Linked DNA regions of Homo sapiens: region 2 is linked to region 1. A link is a contact called in ENCODE Hi-C or POLR2A ChIA-PET data. All regions are on one chromosome and are shown on one strand. The core of a region is the stretch at or near the end of the contact, and the rest is flanking DNA. Distances in the headings are between cores, read along the strand shown. Region 1 holds the start of AMHR2 (anti-Mullerian hormone receptor type 2). Region 2 overlaps SP1 (Sp1 transcription factor).

The links. A loop is a pair of places that touch in the nucleus more often than their neighbours do. ChIA-PET counts read pairs that join two places held with the same protein, here RNA polymerase II (POLR2A). Pooled maps may share reads with other maps.
Region 2: a map of ascending aorta shows a loop between it and region 1 (3-fold over the local background). The contact joins the enhancer-like site here to the promoter of AMHR2 in region 1. A Hi-C loop is called at or near these places in 24 of 168 maps with a recorded cell type or tissue (CD14-positive monocyte, CD4-positive, alpha-beta T cell, CD4-positive, alpha-beta memory T cell and 19 more), 30 of 37 single-sample maps with no recorded cell type and 28 of 50 pooled maps. POLR2A ChIA-PET finds 5 or more read pairs at or near these places in 37 of 52 experiments (A549, A673, B cell and 30 more).

What each region holds. Positions count from the first base shown.
Region 1 is chr12:53,421,087-53,425,104 of GRCh38, forward strand. AMHR2 (anti-Mullerian hormone receptor type 2) reads left to right here and starts at 2,769. Exons shown (of 11, transcript NM_020547.3): 1 at 2,769-2,897; 2 at 3,202-3,384; 3 at 3,623-3,814. The coding sequence starts at 2,849. RefSeq lists an enhancer at 87-653 and a cis regulatory region at 338-856.
Region 2 is chr12:53,387,982-53,392,319 of GRCh38, forward strand. The region is part of intron 3 of SP1 (Sp1 transcription factor); the gene reads left to right. Among named protein-coding and RNA genes, the nearest start is that of SP1, 10 kb to the left of the region's middle. Within about 2 kb of position 2,671, at least 3 of the 41 ENCODE cell types and tissues checked have a DNase peak (open chromatin) inside an H3K27ac peak, as active enhancers do; they include A673, where a contact is called at or near this core.

The DNA of each region.
Region 1 (4,018 bases), core at 1,519-4,018:
AGGCCGAGGGGGGCGGATTACCTGAGGTCAGGAGTTTGAGACCAGCCTGGCCAACATGGCGAAACCCCGTCTCTACTAAAAATACAAAAATTAGCCGGGCGTGGTGGTATGCGCCTGTAGTCCCAGCTACTCAGGAAGCTGAGGCCGGAGAATCGCTTGAACCCGGTAGGCAGAGGTTGCAGTGAGCCGAGATCGCACCACTGCACTCCAGCCTGGGTGACAGAGCGAGACTCCGTCTCAAAAAAAAAAAAAAAAAAAAATGTCGGTACTCAGACTGTCCTCCCTGGTCTAAGCCAGATCATTCCAAGAAAGGGTTTCCAGGAAGCCACTAGGGGGACAGAAAGCTAGGGAAACAGAGAACAAGTCCCCTCTGACTCTTAATTCTCAAGGAGCCAGTGGCTCACAGGTGTGGAAGTGATTACCTATTTCTGTTGTTTCTTACTCTGGGAAAGAGTCTGGTGGAGTTGGACTCCTCTGTCTCTACTGCAGAACAAGCCATAGCCCTCTCCTCCCAACTCCATGCTGAAACTCTCCACATCCTGTGCCCGCCCTTCACATTTTATAGTCCCTGAAGCTTAGTAAATGTAGGAGGTATACTATATGTATTAGTCATCAGAGGAGGTACTTTCTGCCCTCTCACCGCAGCAGGGAATTTCTCCTCTGCTGACCTCTGGTGGTGATAGTTTGAACTGTACCCTCCCTTTTTAGTTAGTGGCCTGTTGGCAGGTAATGATGCATATTTTCTCAACAATTTAAATTCAAATGTCCAAGTATAGTATTAAGTGGTAATTTTTTTTCATTGTTGAATTTTGTACGTCTTTCAGGCAGTATAGTGTAATACAAAGAATAGAGCCGGCCGGGTGCGGTGGCTCACGCCTGCAATCCCAGCACTTTGGGCGGCCGAGGCGGAGGGATCACGAGGTTAAGAGATCGACCCCTTCGGCCGGGCGCAGTGGCTCACGCCTGTAATCTCAGCACTTTGAGAGGCCGAGGCGGGCGGATCACGAGGTCAGGAGATCAAGACCATCCTGGCTAACACGGTGAAAACCCGTCTCTACTAAAAATACAAAAAATTAGCCGGGCGTGGTGGCGGCCGCCTGTAGTCCCAGCTGCTCGGGAGGCTGAGGCAGGAGAATGGCGTTAACCCGGGAGGCAGAGCTTGCAGTGAGCCGAGATCGCGCTACTGCACTCCAGCCTGGGCGACAGAGCAAGACTCCATCTCAAAAAAAAAAAAAAAAAAAAAAAGATCGACCCCATCCTGGCCAACATGGTGAAACTCCGTCTCTACTAAAAGTACAAAAATAATAATAAAAATAAGACTAGAACCTGGACTTTGGAGTCAGACCTGCCTAAGTTCAAATTCCAGCTCTGCTATTTCCTAGCTGAATGACTTTGGGCGACTTACGTAAGTTCAGTTTTCTTACCTATAAAATGGAAATAATAAAAATAATAGGCCAGGCACAGTGGCTCACACTTGTAATCCCAGCACTTTGGGAGGCCAAGGCGGGCAGATCACGAGGTCACGAGATCGAGACTATCCTGGCCAACATGGTGAAACCCTGTCTCTACTAAAAATACAAAAATTAGCTGGACATGGTGGTGCGTGCCTGTAATCCCAGCTACTCGGGAGGCTGAGGCAGGAGAATCGCTTGAACCAGGGAGTCAGAGGTTGCAGTGAGCCAAGATGGCACCACTGCACTCTAGCCTGGTGACAGAGCGACACTCGGTCTCAAAAAATAAATAAATAAAATAATAATAATAAATATTTCAGGGGAGAATTAGATGAGATGATTGTAAAATGCATAGCCCTAGCTGTGCCCCAGCACATAGTAGGTGCTTGATAAGAAATTTGTTACCTCCTTAATAATGGGTATTTGTTCAGCCTGTGAACCAATGTGTTTTTTTTTTTTAAGTAAAATCCACGGCTAGGCATGGTGGCTCACGCCTATAATCCCAGCACTTTGGGAGGCCGAGGCGGGCAAATCACCTGAGGTAAGGAGTTCGAGACTAGCCTGGCTGACATGGTGAAACCCCGTCTCTACTAAAAATACAAAAATTAGCCAGGTGTGGTGGCAGGCGCCTGTAATCCCAGCTACTCAGGAGGCTGAGGCAGGAGAATAGCTTGAACCCAGGAGGCGGAGGTTGCAGTGAGCTGCGATCGTGCCACTGCACTCCAGCCTGGGGGAGAAGAGCGAGACTCCGTCTCAAAAAAAAAAAAAAAAAAATCCACATAGCAAAATTTACCATTGTTACTGTTTTCAATGTGTTTTTTAAAAATTCAGGTAAGTTTTGTATACTTTCTGATTCTTAAGTTGGAAAACAAGGTAACCTCTAATATGGGCTGTGAGGCCTTCCTCTGCCCAAGCAGTTGCAGATATGAACCCTGAATATAAAGAGATCTTAGGCTAGAAAGGATCTTGGGCAGAGCTGAATGGCTCTAAGCATTTGACCTCACATTGGTTTCCTCCTGAGAAGAGTCAACAGAGTCCAGCATCTTCTTCCAAGGTCAGGGAAGGGCAAAGATTTGAAATTAGGCATCACTGGGTTCTCAGCTGGGCCTCCAAGTTCCCCTCCTCTCACTATGCAGAGCAAAGAGGAGGTTGCAGAAGAGAAGAGGATATGAGATTGGTTCTCTGCTCCTCCCTTTCTTTCCCTGCTTTCCCCACACCCACCCTCTCCCCCACAGCAGCCTTCTCCCCCACAGAGGCTGGGATAGGATGAGGGGGGCGGAGTTGGGGACTGAGGGATCAGAAGCCCCAGGATGCCCTGTATCTGAAGAAAGATTTGGCCAGGGGCAGCTGTGCTGGCTTATGCTCTTCTCCTTCTGCTGCTGCCATCCTCCAGCAAGATGCTAGGGTCTTTGGGGCTTTGGGCATTACTTCCCACAGCTGTGGAAGGTAAGTGTCTACAGGGAGGGGAAGGGTCTCTCCATCCATCCAGCAAGGGAAAGGGGCGCTTGAAGCAAGAGCCACCCCTTTGGAAGAGTGGTGAGTGGGCTGGGTGAGTAAGGGTGAAGGATAGAGCCATGTGTCCCCATGGCAGGGCTCAGGTTCCAGGCCTCTGCTGACCCTGCTTCCTCCTGTGGCTTTACCATACTGACGCTGGGATGTGGAACATGTTTTGTCTATTCTTTTGGCCAGTTTTTTGCCTCTGCATTCACTCCCACCTTGAATCTTTTCCTTTCCCCACCCTGGGCCTCAGCACCCCCAAACAGGCGAACCTGTGTGTTCTTTGAGGCCCCTGGAGTGCGGGGAAGCACAAAGACACTGGGAGAGCTGCTAGATACAGGCACAGAGCTCCCCAGAGCTATCCGCTGCCTCTACAGCCGCTGCTGCTTTGGGATCTGGAACCTGACCCAAGACCGGGCACAGGTGGAAATGCAAGGTGAATGGCAAAGTATATGGCAGGTGATGGCTAGGGTGGGAGACAGACACATCCTGGGGTGTGGGTGGCAACCAAGGGGGAAGGGGAGAAATAGAACATCTGGTGGGAAAGAAAAGCCCATGAGAGCTGGAAGGGACGCCTCTGATAGAGAAGGGATTTACCCTCTGTTTCCACACCCCATTGTGCTTTCTTCCTTGCCCCCCCTTTCTCTCCTCTTCCCCTAATCCCATCCCATCAGGATGCCGAGACAGTGATGAGCCAGGCTGTGAGTCCCTCCACTGTGACCCAAGTCCCCGAGCCCACCCCAGCCCTGGCTCCACTCTCTTCACCTGCTCCTGTGGCACTGACTTCTGCAATGCCAATTACAGCCATCTGCCTCCTCCAGGGAGCCCTGGGACTCCTGGCTCCCAGGGTCCCCAGGCTGCCCCAGGTAGCCACCCAAGGGTACTGAAGCCTGATGGGGGCTGGGGCCCAGGTTAGGATGAGAGGTGGAACCAGGGCCAGTTCTCACCCTACTCCCGCCCCACGCTTTCCTCCTCCTGGCCTTGGGAAGTTGGTTGCCCTGGTGACTGGGAGATAAGGGGTCTTGTGACCAGGGTGGGGGTGGGTTGAGACGCAAGCTCTCAGGAGGGGA
Region 2 (4,338 bases), core at 1,421-3,920, 33 kb before region 1:
TCTCAAAAAAAAAAAATGTATTCGAAAAGGTGTTTTTGATTTAAGATTTAATGCTCTAAAACTGACAGATGTTTATAAAACATTTATAAAAATGTTTTATAAACTAAACATTTATGGGAATAGAAATGGGAAAAGTTTTATAAAAACTGACCTCTACAACGTAGAAAATTAGACACTTCTGGGCAACCTACACCATCATGTTTATTTTCTATTTGCTCTTAGATTGAAGTGCCCGGTTTTGCTCTTCTTCAGAGCAAACTGTGGGATTATTCCTGTTAATAATTTGGATCCTTGCAATTTCTAAAAGGCTTATAACTTAGGGTTTAGAGAACAGTTATGAGGCATTCTCATTGCTAAATCATGCTCTGGGGAAGTCTGCCATTTAATATGTCATAGACTAGGGCTACCTAGTTGTTACTGATGGTGTTTGAGCTGAAGAAAATGCGTGTGTGTTTCTGTAAGGTAAGAGGAGCTTGACATTCACTAAGGAGATAATGAGGCATTGACAGGCTGTTTTGTAAGAGTTGAGATTGTTTGCTTCATTAATAGGGGTTTTTGAAGATCCAAGTTTTCTCCTTTCTGGCTAGTAATAATTGTGTAGTATTTCCCCTTTAATTGATATGACTTCATCCTTAAAGAAAGATAATAAAATCACTTCCTAGAGGCTTACTCCTTTTTCAGCTTTTGCCTTCCTGCTGGCAAAAGTATCTTGTTTTGGCCAGGCGTAGTGGCTCATGCCTGTAATCCCAGCACTTTGGGAGGCCAAGGCAGGCAGATCTCTTGAGCTCAGGAGTTCAAGACCAGCCTGGGCAACATAGGGATCCCCCATCTCTACAAAAAATATGAAAATTACCTGAGCATGGTAGCACACGCCTATAGTCCCAGCTACTTGGGAGGCTGAGGTGGGAGGATTGCCTGAGCCCGGGAGGTTGAGGACGCAGTGAGCCATGATCACGCCACAGCACTCCAGCCTGGGCAGTAGGGTGAGTCCCTGTCAAAAAAAAAAAGTATCTAATTTTACCCCCTTCTCTGATAGTTATTTTACTGTAAAATTTAACCTTTTTGCAGTATGTTCAACTTCTTGGTACGATGTAGAAAGAACATTGGATGTGAAATGTTGTATGATACATGTATATATCACTGTACAAAATGAGATATATTACATGATTGTGGAAGATTGCAGCTTCCATGGTGTTCACTTAGTCTGTTTACATTCATTATTTTTTAAAATGATCTTTTTTTTTTTTTTTTTTTTGGGAGACGGAGTTTCATTCTTGTTGCCCAGGGTGGAGTCCAATGGTGTGGTCTCGGCTCACTGCAACCTTTGCCTCCTGGGTTCAAGCAATTCTCCTGCCTCAGCCTCCCGAGTAATGCCCACCACCACGCCTGGCTAATTTTTGTATTTTTAATCGAGATTGAGTTTCACCATGTTGGCCAGGCTGGTCTTGAACTCCTGACCTCAGGTGATCTGCCTGCCTCGGCCTCCCAAAGTGCTGGGATTATAGGCATGAGCCACTGTGCCCAGCCGCTAATTTTTGCATTTTTAGTAGAGACTGGGTTTCACCATGTTGGCCAGGATGGTCTCGATCTCCTGGCCTCCCAAAATGCTGGGATTACAGGCGTGATGTTTCTTTTTTTTTAAATTGACACCCCTCCCTCTTTTATCAACAGCTTTTCCTTTCATTTTGTAGTCATATTTTCCCAGATCTTTATTTTATTTTATTTTACTTTTCATTTAAAGCCTCAGATGTTTTTCTTAGCCGCTGCTGAATCCTGAAACTCTTGCCGCAGGTTGACGGGGAGTTGGCTTTTAAAGATTTAAGTTTGGATGACTTCTTGTGAGTTCTGTCTAATAAAGAGTGCAGGGCTGGGCTTTGGCAGGAGAATAGAACATATTTCCTTGATGGGTATAATTCATTCACAAACCAAATTTCAGGTACTAAAAATAACAATTTCACATCTGCTGGGTTTTATTGGGGTCAGGAAAATGTCTTCTCTTAGAAGTTAAGTTGAATGTGATACCAGGGTTGGTTTGCCAAGGGTGTCACTAAACTTGGAGTCAGATTGCTGAGAGCTAATTTGTTAAAAAGTTGTGTTTTAGAGCAGTACATTTGGACATTAATGAAAAGTAGGTTTAGATGATTTAAATGTCTTACCAGTTATCATTTTTGTGCAAAAGGTCATATGAAAGAATTTTCTATTTTAAGATTATATTTTATCAAATATAATGTTGAATGTTTCTGCGTCTTTTGTCTTTCCCTAGTATTATACTTGTTTCTCTTTTTAATTTAAAAAATTTATTTTCTAGAGATATCAGCACAGAAAGATATACTTGTTTCTTAGGGTGTTTGGTGCTTTTTAAATGGTTATTTCAGTTTAAGTAGGAAAGATCTCATTTAAAATCTAAGTGCTTTGAGGGGGCTGGGTGCAGTGGCTCATGCCTGTAATCCCAGCACTTTGGGAGGCCAAGGCGGGTGGACTGCCTGAGCTCAGGAGTTCGTGACCAGCCTGGACAACATGGTGAAACCCCGTCTCTACTAAAATACAAAAAATCAGCCGGGCATGGCGGCGCGCACCTGTAGTCCCAGCTAGTCAGGAGGATGAGGCAGGAGAATTGCTTGAACCCTGGAGGCAGAGGTTGCAGTGAGCCGGGATCGCACCACTGCACTCCAGCCTGGGCAACAGAGCTAGATTCCGTCTCAAAAAAAAAAAATCTAAGTGCTTTGATTTGAAAATCAGTGGGATATGAGAAGACAGTCTTCAGACCTTTTCCATTGCTCCTATTTATTCATTCCAGTGGCTTTCTCTTTATAAATGACGTCATTGTTAAATCACGTTGCCTTGTGTAATGGGGCCATTTTAGTTCTTAATTAAATAACAAGAGTGCCTTCTGTTTCAGAAACGTTTAGTATCTGTTCTATCTCCCTTTCCCTTTGTTTCATTTTGTAAAGTAGCATGTAAACGTGCAACTAATAATTCTGCTCATGACTTGCTTTTTTTTACCCTCTTTGAAAATGTTTTAAAATGTAAGATGAACATCTGTAGGAAAGTTATTATATCATGCTTTTTAAGTTACTTTTTGGGTGTCTGTCAACTTTAGTAGATAATAATTAGTTGAGTTTTTTCATTTTACTATTTAATAGAAAAGCAAGCACATTATTTTTCATATTTCTTACAGAAAGTGTTACAATAGTATTATTATCCTTTTCTTTAACATTTAGCAGTATGCAGGGCCTGGTATGCTAAAGGATTACTTTAAAATATATTTGCCCACACTGTGATATGACTATATTGTTAATACTGTGTTAGACTTTAAGAATTATTTCCCTTAGAAGACTGAGAACTTTTTTTTTTTAAGTAATGTCTTTTTTTTTTTTTTTTTTTTTGAGACGGAGTCTCGCTCTGTTGCCAGGCTGGAGTGCAGTCTCCACCTCCTGGGTTCAAGCGATTCTCCTCCTTCAGCCTCCCGAGTAGCTGGGACTACAGGCGTGTGCCACCAGGCCTAGCTAATTTTTGTATTTTTAGTAGAGACGGGGTTTCCCCATGTTGGCAAGGATGGTATCCATCTCTTGACCTTGGTTTCCACCCGCCTCGGCCTCCCAAAGTGCTGGGATTACAGGTGTGAGCCACTGCGCCCAGCCTTTTTTTAAGTAATTTCAACTTTTATTTTGTTTGTTATATGATCTTGAGATTTGGGATACAAATGATCTTGTTACCCGGGTCCGGTCATGAGCATAGCAACCCAACAGTTTTTCCAACATTACCCCCGACCCTCCCCTATCTAGTAGTCCCCGGTGTCTATTGTTGCCATCTGTATGTCCATGAATACTCAATGTTTAGCTCCCACTTACAAGTGAGAACATGCAGTATTTTGTTTTCTGTTCCAGCGTTTATTCACTTACGATAATGGCTTCCAGCTGCATCCAGACATGGATGCAAAAGATATGATTTCATTCTTTTTTATGGCTATCCTGAAAAACGTTTCTGTAGAAAGTTTCTAAGTGTATCTTTGAGTTGGTTGCAAATCTGTGCTGTAATTTGGATTTGTCCTTTTGTTCCAGTGTTTTTTGGACTCTGAATGGCTTGTGGAAATTGGGCAATATGACTTGTTTGACAACTTTGGATGTGCATATCTAATTTATTATGAATCCTCCTTCTCACCTATATACAAAATAAATAATTTAACCACTTAGAAGAAGGAGTTTTTTGTTTTTTTGAGACGGAGTCACGCTCTTGTGACAGAGGCTGGAGTGCAGTGGCGTGATCTCGGCTCACTGCAACCTCTGCCTCCCAAGTTCAAGTGATTCTCCTGCCTCAGCCTCCTAAGTAGCTGGGATT